Regions from separate parts of the Homo sapiens genome. Here region 2 is linked to region 1. A link is an interaction called in ENCODE POLR2A ChIA-PET data of the cell type or tissue named here. Cell type or tissue: PC-3. All regions are shown on one strand. Region 1 overlaps PECAM1 (platelet and endothelial cell adhesion molecule 1). Region 2 overlaps TEX2 (testis expressed 2).

What was found. Peaks named below come from ENCODE experiments on the same cell type or tissue, not always from the same donor. Only the 100,000 strongest peaks of a DNase experiment are listed, where the experiment ranks them.
Region 2: POLR2A ChIA-PET joins it to region 1 with 8 read pairs; 2 of 35 experiments call an interaction of 5 or more read pairs at or near these places.

Annotation. Positions count from the first base shown.
Region 1 is chr17:64,365,032-64,370,031 of GRCh38, reverse strand. PECAM1 (platelet and endothelial cell adhesion molecule 1) reads left to right here. Exons shown (of 16, transcript NM_000442.5): 5 at 7-282. Among named protein-coding and RNA genes, the nearest start is that of PECAM1, 23 kb to the left of the region's middle. In PC-3, no CTCF peak of the experiment used is centred here; no DNase peak of the experiment used is centred here; H3K27ac peaks cover 941 bases.
Region 2 is chr17:64,227,903-64,232,902 of GRCh38, reverse strand. The region is part of intron 1 of TEX2 (testis expressed 2); the gene reads left to right. Among named protein-coding and RNA genes, the nearest start is that of TEX2, 33 kb to the left of the region's middle. In PC-3, no CTCF peak of the experiment used is centred here; DNase peaks (open chromatin) are centred at 1,942 and 2,352; H3K27ac peaks cover 1,541 bases.

The DNA of each region.
Region 1 (5,000 bases):
TTGCAGAATCCTTCTCTACACCCAAGTTCCACATCAGCCCCACCGGAATGATCATGGAAGGAGCTCAGCTCCACATTAAGTGCACCATTCAAGTGACTCACCTGGCCCAGGAGTTTCCAGAAATCATAATTCAGAAGGACAAGGCGATTGTGGCCCACAACAGACATGGCAACAAGGCTGTGTACTCAGTCATGGCCATGGTGGAGCACAGTGGCAACTACACGTGCAAAGTGGAGTCCAGCCGCATATCCAAGGTCAGCAGCATCGTGGTCAACATAACAGGTAGGGCTGCTGCTGCGGGAGGGTGTTGGCATATGGCGGGCTCAAGAGGCCACCATGCTGCAATCCAGCATGGCCAAAGAGAGCTGATACATTTCCTGCCCCTGCTTATCTGAATGAATGTGCTCAGATGGGGCTTTGGTGCTCGTGGGAAGAAACCACTGCAGAGCGAGTTAACAGTCTACTGTGCGTGTTGAGGGTACAGGCTCCGGCACCAAAGCTCAACCCTGCCGCTCACTGCTTCTGTGACCTTGGGTGAGTTATTGAACGTGCCGCAGCGCTGTGAGATGGTGATAATGACCTTTTAGGACTGCTATAATGATTAATGAGATAACTATACTGTAAGCATGAGCTGAGAGATTTGTACAGAGTAAGACTCTGAACACTGGTTAATGTTTTCATTACTCTGTTATATTTCTCCATCCCCTGTGACAAGCACTATGCTAGATCCCAGACGTGGGTCCTATGACAGGGCCACAAATGAGAAAGCATTAGTAAACTCAAAAATAATGATAACATGGCTGGGCATGGTGGCTCACGTCTGTAATCCCAGGACTTGGGAGGCCAAGGTGGGCAGATCACTTGAGGCCGGGAGTTCGAGACCAGCCTGGCCAATATGATAAAACCCCATCTCTACTAAAAATACGAAAATTAGCTGGGCATGGCAGCATGCCTGTAATCTCACCTACTCGGGAGGCTGAGGCACAAGAATCTCTTGAACCCGGGAGGCAGAGGCTGCGGTGAGCTGAGATTGCGCCACTGCACTCCAGCCTGGGCCACAGAGTGAGACTCTGTCTCAAAAAAAAAAAAAAAAAAAAAAAGAAATGACAATTACCCTTTGTTGAACATTGCATGATGGGTTTATATACATTTTCTTTTCTTTTTTTTTTTTTCTTTTTTGAGACAAAGTCTCACTCTGTTGCCCAGGCTGGAGTGCAGTGGCACGATCTCGGCCCACTACAACCTCTGCCTCCCAGGTTCAAGTAATTCTCCTGCCTCAGCCTCCCGAGTAGCTGGGATTACAGGTGCATGCGCCACCATGCCCTGCTAACTTTTTGTATTTTTAGTAGAGATGGGGTTTCACCATGCTGTCCAGGCTGGTCTCAAACTCCTAACCTCAAGTGATCTGCCTGCCTCGGCCTCCTAAAGTGCTGGGATTATAGGCATGAGCCACTGGGCTGGCCCAGGTTTATATATATTTTCATTTCATGCTCATAACAATTCAAGGAGATAGGCATAAGAATGTCCACTTTATGGATGTGGAAACTGAGACTGTGAGGTTAGTAACTCAACGAAGGATTACAGGGTTACCAAGGGGGTAGAACAAGAGTCACCCTCAGGCCTGTTTGGCTTTCAAATCCATGAACTTGAAAGTTCCCTCAGACTCCTAACCCTCCTTACCTGGCTTTATTTCCCTCTAAAGTACTTAGCACCAAAAATATACTCTACCTTTCTTGTTTATTATGTGTATGCAGCCACTAGAATGCAAGCCGCTGAGAACAGGAACATTATTTTGTTCAGTGCTATATCCTTAACACCTAGAACAGTGCCCGGCACACAGGAGGAATTCAATACATATTTGTTGGATGAAGGAATGAGTGTTAGATGACAATGTTTCAGGGGACAGAGACAGTCAGCACTTCTTGGTTGCACGGTGAAGGGGTTCTCATGTGTCTGCATTCATAACGTTCATTCATTCATTTGTTCAGTTATTTACTAAAAGCCTCCTATGTGTCAAGCATTGAGTGTGCAGTGTCAGCAACAGTCTCCAGCACCATAGGTAGGCTACCAACTACCCAACTGGTATATTGGCATATACATTGGGTCCTGCTGGTCTATAGTGTGTGCTAGCAATTTAGTTAAGTATTGATCATGACTTATATTTTGATGGCTCATGGTATTTTTTTACTGATACAATTTATATTATCTCATTAAAGAAAAGTACCAGTTCAACACATATTGAGCATTTTCTGTATGCTGGGCAACTTACTGGGGATAAAGAGCTACCTAAGACCCGGTTTTACCTATGAAGAATTCATAGACATAACTAGACCAGTCTACAGCATTTTGTGGTAGAAGCCCAGATGGACTGAGACATTCTGTCTCAGATACTTTCCCTGGATAACTTTCTCCAACAGGCCTTTCCATGATTCCCAAGGCTAGGTTCAGTGTCTTTTTTCTTTTCTTTTTTTTTTTTTTTTTGAGATGGAGTTTTGCTCTTGTTGCCCAGGCTGCAGTGAAGTGGCACTATCTCAGCTCACTGCAACCTCCGCCTCCCGGGTTCAAGCGATTCTCCTGCCTCAGCCTCCCGAGTAGCTGGGATTATAGGCATGCACCACCACACCTAGATAATTTTTGTATTTTTAGTAGAGACGGGGTTTCGCCATGTTGGCCGGGCTTGTCTTGAACTCCTGACATTGTGATCCGTCCACCTCGGCCTCCCAAAATGCTGGGATTACAGGTGTGAGCCACCACGCCCTGCCAGTTCAGTGTTTTTCCTATGGGGTCTGTGACAAATAATGCATCTGAATCAACCACTAAATGTAAGCACTTTGAAGTCAGAGACTGTTTCTTATTCACTGCTATCTCTCAGTGCCTAGCAAGGGGCCCGCCACAGAGAGAACCTGCAATAAATACTTGTGGGGTGAAATGAGTGAGTGAACAAATACATGAGTGAATGCATGAATCATTATTTGCTGCATTACAAGCTGCAAAACTTTTCTTTTGTTGCTTTTTTTTTTTTTTTGAAATGGAGTTTCAGTCTCTTTTTTTATTATTATTATACTTTAAGTTTTAGGGTACATGTGCACAATGTGCAGGTTAGTTACATATGTATACATGTGCCATGCTGGTGTACCGCACCCATTAACTCGTCATTTAGCATTAGGTATATCTCCTAATGCTATCCCTCCCCCCTCCCCCCACCCCACTACAGTCCCCAGAGTGTGATGTTCCCCTTCCTGTGTCCATGTGTTCTCATTGTTCAATTCCCACCTATGAGTGAGAAGATGCGGTGTTTGGTTTTTTGTCCTTGCTATAGTTTACTGAGAATGATGATTTCCAATTTCATCCATGTCCCTACAAAGGACATGAACTCATCGTTTTTTATGGCTGCATAGTATTCCATGGTGTATATGTGCCACATTTTCTTAATCTGGTCTATCATTGTTGGACATTTGGATTGGTTCCAAGTCTTTGCTATTGTGAATAGTGCCACAATAAACATACGTGTGCATGTGTCTTTATAGCAGCATGATTTATAGTCCTTTGGGTATATACCCAGTAATGGGATGGCTGGGTCAAATGGTATTTCTAGTTCTAGATCCCTGAGGAATCGCCACACTGACTTCCACAATGGTTGAACTAGTTTACAGTCCCACCAACAGTGTAAAAGTGTTCCTGTTTCTCCACATCCTCTCCAGCACCTGTTGTTTCCTGACTTTTTAATGATCGCCATTCTAACTGGTGTGAGATGGTATCTCATAGCGGTTTTGATTTGCATTTCTCTGATGGCCAGTGATGGTGAGCATTTTTTCATGTGTTTTTTGGCTGTATAAATGTCTTCTTTTGAGAAGTGTCTGTTCATGTCCTTCGCCCACTTTTTGATGGGGTTGTTTGTTTTTTTCTTGTAAATTTGTTTGAGTTCATTGTAGATTCTGGATATTAGCCCTTTGTCAGATGAGTAGGTTGCAAAAATTTTCTCCCATTTTGTAGGTTGCCTGTTCACTCTGATGGTAGTTTCTTTTGCTGTGCAGAAACTCTTTAGTTTAATTAGAGCCCATTTGTCAATTTTGGCTTTTGTTGCCATTGCTTTTGGTGTTTTAGACATGAAGTCCTTGCCCATGCCTATGTCCTGAATGGTAATGCCTAGGTTTTCTTCTAGGGTTTTTATGGTTTTAGGTCTAATGTTTAAGTCTTTAATCCATCTTGAATTAATTTTTGTATAAGGTGTAAGGAAGGGATCCAGTTTCAGCTTTCTACATGTGGCTAGCCAGTTTTCCCAGCACCATTTATTAAATAGGGAATCCTTTCCCCATTGCTTGTTTTTCTCAGGTTTGTCAAAGATCAGATAGTTGTTGATATGCGGCGTTATTCCTGAGGGCTCTGTTCCGTTCCATTGATCTATATCTCTGTTTTGGTACCAGTACCATGCTGTTTTGGTTACTGTAGCCTTGTAGTATAGTTTGAAGTCAGGTTGCGTGATGTCTCCAGCTTTGTTCTTTTGGCTTAGGATTGACTTGGTGATGCGGGCTCTTTTTTGGTTCCATATGAACTTTAAAGTAGTTTTTTCCAATTCTGTGAAGAAAGTCATTGGTAGCTTGATGGGGATGGCATTGAATCTATAAATTACCTTGGGCAGTATGGCCATTTTCACGATATTGATTCTTCCTACCCATGACCATGGAATGTTCTTCCATTTGTTTGTATCCTCTTTTATTTCATTGAGCAGTGGTTTGTAGTTTTCCTTGAAGAGGTCCTTCATGTCCCTTGTAAGTTGGATTCCTAGGTGTTTTATTCTCTTTGAAGCAATTGTGAATGGGAGTTCACTCATGATTTGGCTCTCTGTTTGTCTGTTATTGGTGTATAAGAATGCTTGTGATTTTTGTACATTGATTTTGTATCCTGAGACTTTGCTGAAGTTGCTTATCAGCTTAAGGAGATTTTGGGCTGAGACAATGGGGTTTTCTAGATATCCAATCATGTCATCTGCAAACAGGGAC
Region 2 (5,000 bases), 140 kb after region 1:
GGAGCTGACCTGGGCTCATGCCATCTGCAAAGGAACCCATGGGAACCAGGGACCATTTTCAGCATTTGAAAAGGCTTAACAGAAACTATGCTTTTACCCAGGATGAACATACAAAAGCTACCCAAACCATCAAGTTTCCTTGCTTTTGTTTGGAATTGCAACCCTGTATGGAAGGTTTCATGCTGACTCCACGTTCTGATTGGCTGTGGATGACATAATAGGAGTTTCTGACACAGGATTGGTCTAACTGTAGATATTGTTACTGGAGCTGGTACCAGGTCTCACTTCCCACTACCTTTAGAATGAGGTTGACCTTGAATGTGAGTGCCCTTGACTATGGAAATGAAGCCACTGATTGTTTCTTGCTTGCTCAGCTATGCTTATTATCACACCTGTGGCAGTGACTTGATTTTTATAATGTCATTATGAACCCCTTATAAATATGGATTGTTGATTAAAATTTGGATCAGTATTGAAATGGAAGAATAATACACAGAATTAATCAGTTTACTGGTAAACAATGTAAGAATATTGAAAAACATGTGGCCAACATGGGGAGGGGACAGAAAAAAAAGAGGTTGATGAAACTACAGATCTTATCCACAGCTCTCATTTAAAAAAGATCCTTTTTCATCAGCTTTTCACTGAAATCAAACACCAATAACTCTTTCACCACGAAACACCAACTATTAATACTTAGTCTCTATAAGCCTCCTAGGATCCTGTTGTGTTCATTTACCTAGGTGATGTACATCATCCTAAATTCTGCCTTTTCATTTTGTATTACGATGTATATGTACAGTACATATTTTTACATTGTCATTGTGTCATTCTTAATGGTCACAGCTGCCTGAACTAAACCTAAAGTCAGACAGTCAGGACAGTCCAGTGCTGGTGATTAGAGAAGGCTGGAAACAAGCTGTCTGATCCCGGATAACATGCCGGTGAGTCCACAGGCTGAGTCGGCACGGATAAAAAGATGTGCTCACACCTGCTGTGGATGCTGATTATAGTAGCTTACATATGTTAAGTGTTATTTCTTAATTCTCCCAGCAGCCCCTATGAGATAGGCACTATTATCTGCATTATATGTAAGGAAAAAGAGGCCTTTTGCCGTAACTTGTCCAGGGTGACACACTGATAAGAGGTGGAACTGGAATCCAAAGCTGGGTCTGTTTAATTTCAGAGTTTGAGTTCTTAACCAGGTTTTCTGTGCAATTGTGTTGCACCCCAGGACCTATTCAGTTCTCACCTCCCTTCAGAATCTAACCACCTTCCACCTTAATAATGACAAACACATCTATTAATATGCATTAAAGTGACAGAAGCTTAATACTGAAACAAGATAGAGTGGATGTTGCTGGCGAACAGGAACCCCAGAGACGGTCCTGTCCACATGAGGCTGTGTTAGTTTTCCTAGAGCAGAGTGGTGTGAAGGGCCAGCCTGCATTCAGTCTCTCCTTTGGTTCCGTCCTTTAGTCAGCCTCAGAGTTTTTCAGACTTGAATGGGCACAACAGTGACCACACAGGGTTGCCTGAAGCACATATATGGTACTTGGTGGGAGACTCAAGATTCTTAGTGAGGCTGAGAAGTGGTGCTTGGGTGATGTTTGTACAGAGTAAGAACTAATGAAGCACTGGGATAGAGAGCCCCATGAAGTTCAACCCCATCACAGCCTGAGCAGGAGCAGCCTCACAGTCACCTTCTGTACTGTTTGGCAGTAGGTGGGGGAAAGATAGGGGCTGCTGAGGAGGCCAAGTTGATGCCTGTCCTCTGGTGCCTGAGCACATGCAGGTGCGGCTGATCTGCAGCTCATTCTCATAGGTTGGAAACTCTCCACCTAATGGCCAGCACACATAAGGGATGTTTCTACAGCTGGGCTGAGCAAGACAAGTCTGGAAAGTCTAGAAGTATTTGTTAATGGGAGATGAGCTGTTTCAGTACTATTTGAAAAATATTTTGACTTAATTGCCTTAGGCACATTAGTCAGCTGATGTGCACTCTGGTTTGCTTTCCTTGACTTTAACAGTTGCCAAGAATTTCTCTTGTTACAAAAGAGAAAAGTAGGACTCTAAGTATGTTCTGTTCCATGGAAATTGAGTCATAGACTCTTAGAATTTAGAGCCTTCTGGAAAATTCCTTGAAGACAATGGAGGAAGCTTCCCTCAGTTTACAGCAGAACCCCAGGCTCAGGGAGGTGAAGTGGGGAGCTCCGTCACTGTCATTTGAGGGCCATTTGAGGGCTGTGGTCCTCCGTGGAGCTCCTCCCTCTGCTGCCTCATGGCCTCACTCGGTCTGTGTTTTCAATGACTGATTTACTACTAACTGAACAATTGTCTGAATCCCAATCATCTCATCAGTGGGCAATCCTTTCTTGGCATGATCCACAACAGAGGTAGAGTTGGGTGGGGAATGTTCCCCCTCAGGGCCTATAGGCAAGTGGTTCTCCTCAGGGAACCATGAGGTGGCCAGCCGGCCAGGTCAGGACCATGCCTGTGCCAGGAACCAGTATCTCCTAACCTTGCCAGTTGTGAACATGGCTCTGGGTTTCTTGCCTCTATTCCTTTTCTTCTGCTTTGTCCTCCACTTAAAATGTACTCTCCATTTTGTCTTGGCGGGGCACCTTGTCAGGTCCCCATGGGCCAGCTCACACGGGGCCCCTGGGAAACCTTCCACCATGCCTTCTCATATTCCTCCCATCAATTCCTATTTCCCTCAGTCCCACTCTTTCCCCTACACACACATGTGTGCACACATACATGCACATACACATGTGCACACATGCATGCACACATCTTAAACCTGGTTTAAAAAAATTTATCTTCTTTGGCCCTCAGATGCCTTACCTATAAATAACATTCTGATGTAAGATTACACTTAGCAAATTTACTGCCCTATATCAAGGTTAAGTCTGCTGATGCCTGTGTGAAAAGGAGGGTTTCTGACTGGGGGAAACGGCTAATTTTTTTGAGTTCTTAAAGAGTTTTTTCAGTTTTTGAAGAATTAATCTGAAATACGTTCCTCACATTGAGAAGCTGAATGGCCAGTGATCAACCTAGATGTAAGCTAGGTTGTCTAATTTCCTAATATGATTTGAAGGGAATAAATTCAATGCTTTACAGTTTATTATAGCTAGAAAATAGAGAAATGATTGTCCATATCAGTCAGTTTTTCCAAAGTTAAAATTTAGATCCTTGTATAGGAAACAGAGCAATATGTGTGTTATGTGTGTTATATACACTATTGTCAGCGTTTTCTAAAAAGATTTCAAAGACGAATGTTTTTATGCTGATGGAATGGGAAGGCTTCATCAGGAAGCTGTAAAAAAATCCAGAAGCCATAAAGAAAAAGATAGAGAGCTTCAACATCTCAAAATGTAAAACTTTGTATATTAAAAAAAAAACCCATACAATTAAAAGGCAAGTCAGAGATGGAAGGAAATATTTGGAACACATACAATAGACAAAGTATTAACTATCCTTGATAAAGAAGTGAATAACAAAAGTCCTTGGGCAAGAAATATGAACGACCAGTTAACAGAAGAAGAGAAGCAAATGAGGGAAAAGTATGAAGTGACTATCAAAGCATTGAGATACCTTTTCCCTGCCCACTGAATGGGCAGAAATTTAAAATAATATTCAGTCTTGACCAGGGTTGAAGGTGGACATTTTATACAATGTTAATTAGGAGAGTAAATTGGACAAATTGGCAAACAGTTTCAGAATTTTAAATATGTACCTCATTTGACCCAGCAACTCCACTCTAGAAATACATCCTACAGATAGACTTTCTTTTTGCACAAGATTTATATGGAAACACAGCTTTTAAAGGCAGCGTTGTTTCTAATGGTGAAAACAGGAAACCCTGCAAATTTCTATCAAATAAAAAAATGATTAAGTTAATAGTGGCATACCTTACTGTGTAGAAAAGGTGTGTGTGTGTGTGTGTGTGTGTGTGTGTGTGTGTGTGTGTACCTGTCAGTCCATAGGTATAGGCCATAGGAGGTGGTCCAAGAAATAGTAAGTAAAAAACAAATGCAAAACAATTTGTATAATATGATCTCATTTAAAAGTAAAAACAAAAACAACTTTATTTGTGCGCACTACCTTTTGTATGCACACAAAATGCCTATGAAAGGTCTGGAAAGATACGTTCTAAACCAGGGGTCCCCAATCCCCGGGCCACAGACCAGGAGCGGTCCATGGCCTGCTAGGAACCAGGCTGCACACCAGGAGGTGAGCTGTGGGTGAGTGAGCAAAGCTTCATCTGTATTTACAGCCCCTTTCCATCCCTCGCATGACTGCCTGAGCTCCACCTCCTGTCACATCAGTAGCGGCACAGATTCTCATAGGAGTGTAAACCCTACTGTGAACTGCGCATGCGAGGGATCTAGGTTGCTCCTCCTTATGAGAATCTAATGCTTGATGATCTGTCACTGTCTCCCAGCACCCCCAGATAGGACTGTCTAGTTGCAGGAAAACAAGCTCAGGGCTTCCACTGATTCTACATTATTGTGAGTTGTAGAATTGTGTCATTATATACAATGTAATAACAATAGAAATGAAATGCACAATAAATGCAGTATACTTGAATCATCCCGAAACCATACCCCGCTGCCTCTGGTCCGTGGAAAAATTGTCTTCCATGAAGCTGATTTTGCAGGGAGGAGGAGAAAATTTCACTTTTCCTCTACATCTGTTTTTGAAGTTTTTTTCAATGAGTTTGAAATTATATATTTTTTATTGAAGTGAAGATGTATACATATGGTTCAACTCTCTCATTTCACTTCTAGAAATATTTCCTAAGGAAATAACCAGAGGGCAGTCAAAGGTTTATCTATAGCTAGTCAAAGGTTTATCTATAGCATCATGTGCAGCATTGCAGTCTTGTTTGTAATAAGAAATTCAAGTGGTATTCTTGAATTACATTATGGAATATTCATCCTATACAGCGATTAAAAATCATGCATGAAATAATCTTTGATTTGAGAAAATGCTTA